Regions from separate parts of the Homo sapiens genome. Here region 1 is linked to region 2. The links are chromatin loops, found by intact Hi-C in ENCODE. Cell type or tissue: CD14-positive monocyte. All regions are shown on one strand. Links, peaks and the distances in the headings refer to the core of each region. The heading gives the core; the rest is flanking DNA. Region 1 has its middle 16 kb from the start of HOMER2. Region 2 overlaps HOMER2 (homer scaffold protein 2).

The links. Peaks named below come from ENCODE experiments on the same cell type or tissue, not always from the same donor. Only the 100,000 strongest peaks of a DNase experiment are listed, where the experiment ranks them.
Region 1: it touches region 2 in a loop (1.9-fold over the local background); 8 of 110 quality-filtered maps call a loop at or near these places.

Annotation. Positions count from the first base shown.
Region 1 is chr15:82,966,117-82,971,498 of GRCh38, forward strand. It overlaps a transcript of HOMER2 not described here. Among named protein-coding and RNA genes, the nearest start is that of HOMER2, 16 kb to the left of the region's middle. In CD14-positive monocyte, for the core only: no CTCF peak of the experiment used is centred there; a DNase peak (open chromatin) is centred at 2,125.
Region 2 is chr15:82,911,822-82,917,203 of GRCh38, forward strand. The region is part of intron 1 of HOMER2 (homer scaffold protein 2); the gene reads right to left. The region is part of intron 2 of LOC105370928 (a long non-coding RNA gene); the gene reads left to right. Among named protein-coding and RNA genes, the nearest start is that of HOMER2, 38 kb to the right of the region's middle. In CD14-positive monocyte, for the core only: no CTCF peak of the experiment used is centred there; no DNase peak of the experiment used is centred there.

The DNA.
Region 1 (5,382 bases), core at 178-5,177, 54 kb after region 2:
ACTTTAGAGGGTATAACAAAGTTGGCATTGGGAGTATGGTAGAATTGAGGGGTGAATGCAAGGAGTAAGCATAAGCTGAAGGGAGCCATTGTGCTGGAGCTCAAAGTATGTGGGAGGAAAAGTGGAGGTACAGGTGAGAGTAACAGGCCCAAGATGAAGGGGAAAGTTCACTAAAACACGGAGAAAGAGGAAAATAAAAGAATCAAGTCAACCTTGTAACAGATTATATAGAAATACATGCCTATGTGGGTCAGTAAGTATATTATAAAAACAGAATAAAAGGGGGGGAAAGAAAACAGTCAAACTTCACAATTTCTTTAAGACAGCCTTAGCTGCAGCCTATGACTCCAGTGCACACCCTGTTGCTCCCTGACTCTTAGGGAGGTTGACAACCTAGGATACTAGTTTGGACAGTGTGCAAAAGTGAATTTTACTAGGAGCCTCCAGCAGAAAAAGGAGTCACCCAGAATTGCATAAAACAAAGGCGGGAAAATGTTAAGATACTAATAGCCAAGAGGTAGAATAGAGAGGTTCCTCCTGGTGACTTGCAGGGTTAACCTGGGACCTCTCGGATTAGGATTTCAGTGGTCTCACTGGCATTTCATGACTGACATCTACTGCCACACAGCATTGTGGGTTACAGTGAGCAAAGTTGTTTCTCAGAAACTCTTTAGAAAACGTGAGTGTGAATGAAACTAATAGCATCTTGTCCAACTTCAGTCATCTTCAGATAAGAAACTTTAACTTCCTCAAGATTTCATGATGGCTGAGAATGAACTTACTAGGTCAGTTCTGAGAAAAGTAGTTTGGTCTCTTTAAAACCACAAAGCAACAAGTCAACTCTAAAAAGGATGTTTGTGGCTGGATACGGTGGCTCACACCTGTAATCCCAGTACTTTAGGAGGCCAAGGTGGGAGGATTGCTCGAGTTCAACAACAGCCTGAGCAACATAGTGAGACCCTGTCTCTACAAAAATAAAAATTAGCTGGGTATGATGGCACACATCTGTGGTCCCAGCTACTTGGGAGGCTGAGGCAGGAGGATCAACTGAGCCCAGGAGTTAGTTCAAGGCTGTAGTGAGCTATGACTGCCCCACTCCACTCCAGCCTGGGTGACAGAGGGAGACCCTGTCTCAATAAATAACTAAATAATAAAAATAAAAAAGGTGTTTGTGAGATGTTCAAATCTGTGAAAATTGAACACCATTCTTTGCTTATATTAAGGAATAATTTTTTAGGTATGATAACGTAAGTTTTAAAAAAAAAGAGCTCTTAGTGTTGAGAGATACATGCTGAAATACATACAGTTTGCTACAAAACAATCCAGTGGGTGTGGGGAAGTGGGTCAGGGTATAAATGGAGTTAGTGTGGCCATGAGTTGCTAATTGTTGAAGGTAGGTGGTAGGTATGTGATGGTTTATTATGCTGTTCTACTTCTGCATATGTTTGGAATTTTCCATTAAAAACTCCACAAAGCAGGCCAGGCACGGGGGCTCATGCCTGTAATCCCAGCACTTTCGGAGGCTGAGGTGGGTGGATCACGAGGTCAGGAGTTCGAGACCAGCCTGGCCAATATGGTGAAACCCCACCTCTACTACTAAAAATACAAAAATTAGCTGGGCGTTGTGGCGGGCATCTGTAGTCTCAGTTACTCAGGAGGCTGAGGCAGGAGAATCACTTGCACCCGGAAAGCGGAGGTTGCAGTGAGCCAAGATCGCACCACTGCACTCCAGCCTGGGTGACAGAGCAAGACTCTGTCTCAGGAAAAAAAAAACCAAACAAACAAAAAACCACTCCACAAAGCAGAGATATCTCACTGCACAGGCAGGCCATTTAATGTATATGTGTAAATATAATAGGTATTTTATTCACATATTCACTCATTCAAAAATATATATAACATATTGTAACAAAATTCACATAAAATTTACCATTTTAATCATTTTTAAATTTTTTATTTCTTTTTTGTAGAGGTAGAGTCTCACTGTGTTGCCCAGTCTGGTCTCAAACTCCTGGGCTCAAGTGATCCTCCCGCCTCAGCTTCCCAAAGTGCTGGGATTACAGGCATGAGCCACCATGGCCGGCCATTTTAACCACAGCGGAATTTAGTACTTTCACAATGTTGTGCAACTATCACCACTATACAGTTCCAGAATATTTTATCGCCCCACAAGGAAACCTCAAACCCAGTTAGTCAGTCAGTCCTCATTCCTCCCCTAGCCCTTGGCTACCACTAATTTGCTTTCTGTCTGTATGGATTTGCCTATTCTGGATATTTCAAATACATTCAACACATTTGTTTAGATTTAAATTTTATTTATTTTTATCACTAAAACATTCACAGGTTTAAGGTTTAAAAGGGTCTGCAGTGAAAAGTCTCCGTCTCACCCCTCTTCCCCAGCAACACAGTTCCCTATCCAGAGGCATCTTTCCAGAAATTAAAAATTCCTCTTTCTTTACCCAGATGGTAGTATTCTATACACACTGTTCTGCAGTTGGTCTTACTTCACTTATCTCAGAGATCACCCTATAACAGAACAAAAAGAGCTTTCCTTTTACAGGTGCATAGTATTCCATCATTTCAGACTGTGTTTCACACACTGTTAAGTGCTTTGGGGCTATAGAAATTAACAAAATATGGTCCTTTTCCTAGGCAGCTCAAAGTCTAAAAAGTACTTTATTTTGAGAGGGAGTGTGGAGACAAACTATAGGTTTCAGCTTCGAGGCTGATCATAATCTCAGCTGCCTTCACAGCCAGACTATCTGGAAGGAAAAAAAGAGATCTAAGGTAAAGTGGTCTGAGAAATACTGGGGGATTGGCTAGCAGATGTTGGCAAAGGTGACAGCAAACTGCTGCCTCTCTTCCACCTTATTCTCTAAGACATAATTGATCACATCACTTATGTCCTCTCATGTTTTTTCTGATTAGAAAAGGGATTCTCATTGAGGAAATTCAGAAAGTGGATAGAGAAGCAGAAGAATTATCCATAGTTGTTTGTAAGCATGTTAAATAGCTGCTTAAAACTGCACTGCATCGATACACCATAACTTAATAGCTTCCTGTAGGAAAACAGCCTACTGCATGGCAAGAGTCACACCATCTTGGGGCGAAACTGCCATGATGTTTGATCTCCACACACAAAGGTATTCTGCAGTAAGGTCTTGAAGCAACGCTGTACACAGATAAACCCTCATAAAGATGCTTACCTAACCTCCCCAGTGGTCATGAATCTTGGAAGAAAGTCTGAAGACATGACTAGCTGCACGTCTTTACCCTAAAAGCTTGCTATTTATAAAGGGCGGATGCGGGGATCTACGATTCTTATGGCTGCCTAGACATCACTTCTGTTCATAAGTCCCTATGAAATGTTTCCCTCTGAGAAGCTGGGTTTGTCAGCCTCTTTCTTCGTCCTCTAAGCTCCCTCAGCCTTTGTGGGTAGGTTCACATACACCTACTGACCAAGGAACACTCCTCATTCACTTCTGCATTTTAGAGATCCAGGAACTAAAGCTACAATAAATGTTTACTTAAAGAGACGAAGAGACATCTAAGTGCATACAGTAAATGAGATAGGTAAGACATGGAGCCAGACGTTTTATTTGAAAATTATCTTTATGAAATTGAAACCATAGTAATAAACTTAGGGAAGATGCAGGGATAGAAAGAGAACAGTAACTGAAAGTTAACACTTTAGAAATTCCAACAATTACTGGATAGTAAAAATAAAAATAAAAAACTCTATAAATGAAATAGAGGAAAATTAACTTAAATAGAACCTTTGTATCCTCAACAACTACAGAAGATGCCTGCCACACCCATGGAATAAATGTTTGTTTAACTGAAACGAACACAACAGCTGGATGAAAAGAGACCTAGGATATCTGATGGCGGTGAAAGAGGATTATCATGTGGAAAATAACTCATGCCTAAACACTGTGAGGATCATACATGGTAAGTGAGGGGCAAAGGCTCCATCCAGCTTATAGGTGGTAGCTGAAGCCATAGGAATAGATACAATTGCACATGCAGAGTATGCAGAATGAGAAGAATTTTGAGCAAGACCTCCTCAACCTGACCAGAAACTTTTCTTGCCTGAGGCAGGGGGAGGACAGAGCTGTCAGCAGGGCTTGGGGACTATTAGGAGTATCTAGATCAGCAGATAATTTGAGAGGGCCCAAGAGAAGGAGAGGCCTATGTTTTGGGGCCTGAGAGAGGTTTCTTATCGCCAGTGATTTTATCACCAGGGCTCTGAAAAATGGATAGGACACTTCCTTCCAAACAATGTAATCTTCCCTGAAAATGGACCTAATAACATGCCTCACATTACCATCAAGGCTAAATTGGACTCCACTGACTCATAATTCTTTTTTTATCTTTGGTTTTGATCCTTACTTCCCATACAACTCAGTAAATGACAGCACTGCTCTTCTTCTACTGAATAATCTATTTCAAGGATGGGCAGTGGAGACTCTATAGTTGTGTTTGCTATTATTACCTGTGCCATAGTAGAATCCTTTATAGCATTCATGTCGAATGTAAAGGAAAAGAGAACAAACAAAACGAAGTAGATTGATATCTTGCTAGGTAAATCCTCTGAGATAAAATTTCTTTCAAATGGAGTCAGCTGTGTAAGAAAAAAAATGGCCTCTTCTTGCCATGCTGTGTTTTGCATGGATGTTGTGGCTAAGAAACAGCCTTTGACTACAATAATATGTGGGTAAAAATATCTCCAGCTCCTGTTTGTCTAAAAATGGCCCAAGATAAATAAGCCTTATCGCTGGCAAAATTCAATTCCCTTTGGCAGATATTTGTTAATCACCAGCTGTGTTCCAGAGCCTGTGCTGAGGACACAGAGGTGAAAAGCCATAGTCCATGGCCCCTGGTAACTCCTGGATACCCAGACATAAGGAAGGGACTCCCTGAATTATTGATGGGAAGAAAACAGTCCATTCAAAGGGAAGATGTATTCCTCATTGTAAATTAATACACGGGCACCTGTTTACTGAGAACATCATGAGCTTGGTTAACGTAACCCAATTCTTGATAATGAGCAGCTCTGGATTTCTGGATGTTTTCAGCTAAAGATTGGGCTCTGGATCGTGCCATAGGTGCAGGTAAGTAAAATTATGGGGGGTAGGGAAGAGGAAGCTCATGTGCTCCTTCCTGTAGTCCTAACTTCCACAGGGCACTGGGGCATGGCTCGTTTCTAACATTGGTGATTCCTATCCTTTCTCAAGAATTCTGAATCAGGTGAGAGAGAGAGAGATAGCGAGAGAGAGAGCAAGAGAGACAGATACATACACACACACACACACACACAGACACAGAGAAAGATAAACAGAAGCTGTTGAGGAGGCAGAGCTGCTAAGGGTATCATTTTTT
Region 2 (5,382 bases), core at 180-5,179:
GAGTTCGAGACCAGACTGGTCAACATGGTAAAACCCCCATCTCTACAAAAGTACAAAAATTAGCTAGGTGTGGTGGCAAGTACCTGTAATCCCAGCCACTTGGGAGGCTGAGGCAGGAGAATTGCTTGAACCCAGGAGGCGGAGGTTGCAGTGAGCCAAGATCGCACCACTGCACTCCAGCCTGGGCAACAGAGTGAAACTCTGTCCCAAAAAATAAATAAATGAATTTAAATTTCACATAAAAAATGAATAATTTTTAAAGTTATTTGTATTGAGATATAATGTGGACACCATAAAATCTACCTTTTTAAAGTCCCCAATTCAGTGGCTTTTTATTCACAGAATTGCGTAACCATCACCACTGCTTAATTTCAGGGCATTTTCAGAGCACCCCTCAAACCCCGTACTCATTAGCAATCATTCTCCTCTTCCCCCAGCCCCTAGCAACCACTAACTTACTTTCTGTCTCTCTGAATTTGCCTGTTTCAGGCATTTCATATAAATTGAATCATATAATATGTGGCTTTTTATATCTAGCTTTTCTTTTCAGTGAGCGTAATATTTCTGAGGTTGATCCATGTCAATATATATCAGTGTTTCATTCTTTTTATGGCTGTATTATAGCCCACTGTATGGATATATCACTTTTTTTTTAATCCATTCTTCATCTGATGGACATTAGGGTTGTTTCCATCTTTTGGCTATTACAAATAATGCTGCTATGAATATCCATATACTATAATTATGTGGACATATGTTTTCTTGGCTCTTGGGTATATATACCTAGGAGTGGCATTGTTAAGTCATAGGATAACTCTATGTTTAGCTTTTGAGGAACCGTCAGGCTGGCTTCCAAAACAGCTGCTCCATTTATGTTCCCACCAGCAATGTATAAGCGTTCCAATTTGTGCACATTCTCACCAACACTTGTTATTGTCTGTCTTTTTGATATAGCCATCCTACTGGGTGTGAAGTGAAGGATGACAGATACCGGGCACATCTCTAAAGGAACAACCGTGTACCTATCTGAAGGCAGCCTATACCCTAAGTAGGCGGACTGTGTGTGTGTGACTGTTCTGGGCCCTGAATGACTTTCTTGGGTTGCAGCTGCCCAAGGAGGGAACCTCACACACTAGTTAACCTATTTCAGGGTCTTTTATTAACAGGAAAATTTTAAATAATGCTCTTAGAAATACTGAAAACACAGAAAACTGGGGTGTAGAGAGACAAGAGGGAGTCAGGTAACTGTAAAGCAAATGGTTTTTATGCGGTGCAGCCTTGGAAGTTACAAGCAAACCTGCAGATAGTGGGCAGGCCATATTTCAAAGACGACGAAGATGTCATACTGGACTCTGCTATTCACTCCTTGTATGAAGTGCCACGATGGAGTTAAAGCTCAGCATCCCTGTGCCCTGGAGAGGGTGGTTATGGCAGCCACCAGTGCCCAAGGAGAACATCCACTTTTCTTACTTTGCCTCCAGGTTAGTCTGATTTTTTTTTTTTAACAGCAAACATTGCCTGATGTAGTCTGATCATCTTGAAGAAGCCTGAGCTACACGGAGAGGGTAGCTCCAGATCCTTCTAGAACTTCTCTTCTGCATCTGGAAACCCCATGCAGTTCCTAACCAATGGTGCCTACCAGCAGAGCCTGAGAGTCTGACCTACTGCCTACAGCCCAGGGCACACAGCCTGCCTCCCCCTATTTCTGCTATTGTTCTTGCTTCTGTAATTTCATCCCAACAGCAGCACTCTATCAGGCCATCTTCCTGAAAGCAACACAAACCCCTGCTTAGAAGAGTAAACTATTGACGGTAGACAGCAGATCACACAGTCAAGCTTTGCATGCCTTAGGAAATGTTCTTGCTGCAGTCCCTCCATCCTGGACCCTTCCTCCAGAATCCCCCACTGCCAGTCCCTCATCCTGGCTCCCTGGGAATTCTCAGGTGCCATCTCTTTTCTGGTCATTTATTTAAAACGTGTACAGGGCTGTGGAAAACTGGTGCTTCCTCAAAAAGTTAAATACAGCATTTCCACGTGGCCCTGCAATTCTTCTAGGTATATACCCAAAAGCATTGAAAGCAGACCCAAACAGCTACTTGTATGCCCAGGTTCAAAGCAGCATTATTCACAACAGCCACAAAGTAGAAACGACCCAAAGTCTATCAACAGATAAATGGATAAACAAAATGTGGCATACACATAGAATCGAATAGCCTTAAAAAGGAATGAAAGTCGGCCAGGTGCGGTGGCTTATGCCTGTAATCCCAGACTTTGGGAGGCTGAGCCGGGCAGATCACGAGGTCAGGAGATCGAGACCATCCTGGCTAACACGGTGAAACCCCATCTCTACTAAAAATACACACACACACACACACACACACACACACACACACACACACACACACAATTAGCCAGGCATGGTGGTGGGCACCTGTAGTCCCAGCTACTTGGGAGGCTGAGGCAGGAGAACAGCGTGAACCCGGGAGGCAGAGCTTGCAGTGAGCCAAGATCATGCCACTGCACTCCAGCCTGGGTGGCAGAGTGAGACTCCATCTTTAAAAAAAAAAAAAAAAAAAAGGAAGTCCACTATATGCTACAACATGGATGAACTTTGGAAATATGCTAAGTGAAATAAACCAGTCACAAAATAAATATTCTATGAGTCCACTTATATGAATCAAATTGTCAAATTCATAGAGACAGAAAGTAGAACAGTGATTACCAGTGGCTGGGGGAGGAGGGAATGGGGAGTTATTGCTTAATGGGTTCAGAGTTTCTGTTTGGGATGATGAAAAGTTCTGGAAATGGAGAGTAGTGATGGCTACACGACATTGTGAATAAGCTTAATGCCACTGAACTGTACACTTACAAATGATTTAGGTGGTACATTTTATGTGTGTTTTACTAAACAACAACAAAGTGTGCTGGGAGCAACTCCTGGTGAGGTCGGGGATGGCTTCACAGAGATAATGACAGGACTGAGTCCTTAGGAGGACAAAGGGAGGAAGAGCAACTGTGAAGAACAGCTCAATGGCACCAAAGAGAAACCTGCAAAGGGCGTGCATTTAGAGGACAGATGGAGGTGGGCACAGTGGCTCACACCTGTAACCTTAGCGCCTTGGGAAGCCGAAGTGGGAGGAATGCTTGAGGCCAAGAGTTTGAGATCAGCCTGAGCAACATAATGTGACAAAAAATACAAAAACTAGCTGGGTGTGATGGTGTGTGCCTGTAGTCCCAGCTACTGGGGAGGCTGAGGCAGGAGGATCACTTGAGCCCAGGAATTCGAGGCTCAACTGAAAATTTTTTCAATTTTTTTTAATTGAAAAAAAAAAAAAATCAACTGCTGAAAGAATTCTGGAGATAGTGATGATGGTTGTAGAACAGTGTGAATGCACTTAATGCCCTGAACTCTATACATGTAACATGGCTAAAATGGTAATGTTTATGTTATCATAATATTATGTTATATAAATTTTGCCATAATTTTTTTAGAAGACTGGAAAAAAACCCCACTGTCTGCCTCTTCCACACCACTGTTGGAGTACTATACCTTGATAGAATTCACTGGGAGGCAATTTATCATCACACATCCAAAGTCTCAGAACTGCCAGGTACAGTGGCTCATGCCTGTAATCCAGGCACTTTGGGAGGCTGAGAGGAGTGGATCACTTGAGCCTAGGAGTTGAAGACCAAGGGAGACCCCTTCGCTACAAAAAACAAACAAACAAACAAACAAACAAAATTTGCCGGGCATGGTGGCACGTGCCTGTAGTCCCAGCTGCTGGGAGGCTAACGTGGGAGGATTGCCTGGGCCTGGGAGTTCAAGGCTGCAGTGAGCTGCCCTGTCTCAAATAAATAGATAAATAAAGCCTTAGAACTGCATACTCCTCAACCCAACAACTCCACTTCTTGGAATCTATTCAAAAGTGATAAATAAGGATATACAAAGATACTTATGCCAAAGGATAGTCACTGAAGAGCTGCTTATTAAAAACAAAAACAAACAAACAAAAATAAACCTGTAAATAAACTAAATGCCCCAAAGTTGAGGATTGGTTAAATTAAGTATGATATATCCGTGCGAAAAGTACCACTTGGCCTTTCAAAATTATAAGTAAATATTTGCTCACATGGAAAGATGGTCTTCTTTTCTTTATGTATTCTGATTGATTCTATACTTCACTGTTACAAAATAAAGAGACCACCCAGTGTTGCTGAGTCCCAGCCTAGCTACAACTTTCTGTCCCCTTCCCTACCAAATAGAATTAGCCAGACCTTGAAGGACTTGAGTGTCACTTGAAACTTCTTGCCTCAGAGGAAACAAAATAATGGGGGGAAACAAAGAATTCATGGGTTCCAGAATTCCAAAAATATTCAGCCAACACTCGGAGCGTGGAGTGAAAAGAGCGAGTTGCTAAACAGCACCATCCTCTGCTCCCATTCTTATAAATATGTGTACAAATATATATTAACTTAACAAATATTTAATCCACAACTATAAAGGAGAGCTGTGCTGGGTGCCAAGAATATCCCAGGAAACAAGACAGCCATGGCCTCAGAATCCAGGGAGATTGGTACCTGTCTGTCTGAGCACCTGTGTGTACATGGGATGAGGTACAAAACAGTGACCCTAAAGCAAGGGTCTTCCGACAGGATTGAGAATAGGTCTATTGCATGCATGTGACGTGAGGACAGCCTTGCTGCAATGAGAAGTCTTATCCAGGCAAGAGAGAGGCCAGTGTCTCTTGCTTCCCAATCTAAAGGTCAAGTGCAGACCCCGCTGGACCAAACAGAACAGGTGTGAGGGTGCTCCAAACACCAGGGTCGGCAGAGGGGGAGAGGTTAAGTACTCTCAAGAGCTTTAGATGGCAAAGGGACAAAGATGACACAAGCTGGATGGGGACTTGGCACTAAGAGAGCTGAGCCCTGAGTTGCCAGCTGCTTGGCCCAAAGTATGGGCTGCTCTGGAAAGAGCCAGAGCCCTCATTTTTTTTTTTTTGAGACAGAGTCTCACTCTGTTGCCAGACTGGAGTGCAATGGCGCGATCTCGGGTTACTGCAACCTCCACCCCCTGGGTTCAAGTGATTATCCTGCCTCAACCTCCCGAGTAGCTGGGATTACAGGCGCACGCCACAATGTCCAGCTAATTTTTGTATTTTTAGTAGAGACGGGGTTTCACCATGTTGGCCAGGATGGCCTCGATCTCTTGACCTTGTGATTCGCCTGCCTCGGCCTCTCAAAGTGCTGGGATTACAGGTGTGAGCCACCGTGCCCGGCCCAGAGCCCTCATTTTACAATTTTTGTTTTTTTCTAACTCACAGTTAACCCACTGAACAAGAAGTACCCATTTCTGATTTGCATTTTCCCTATAAATCCCATTAT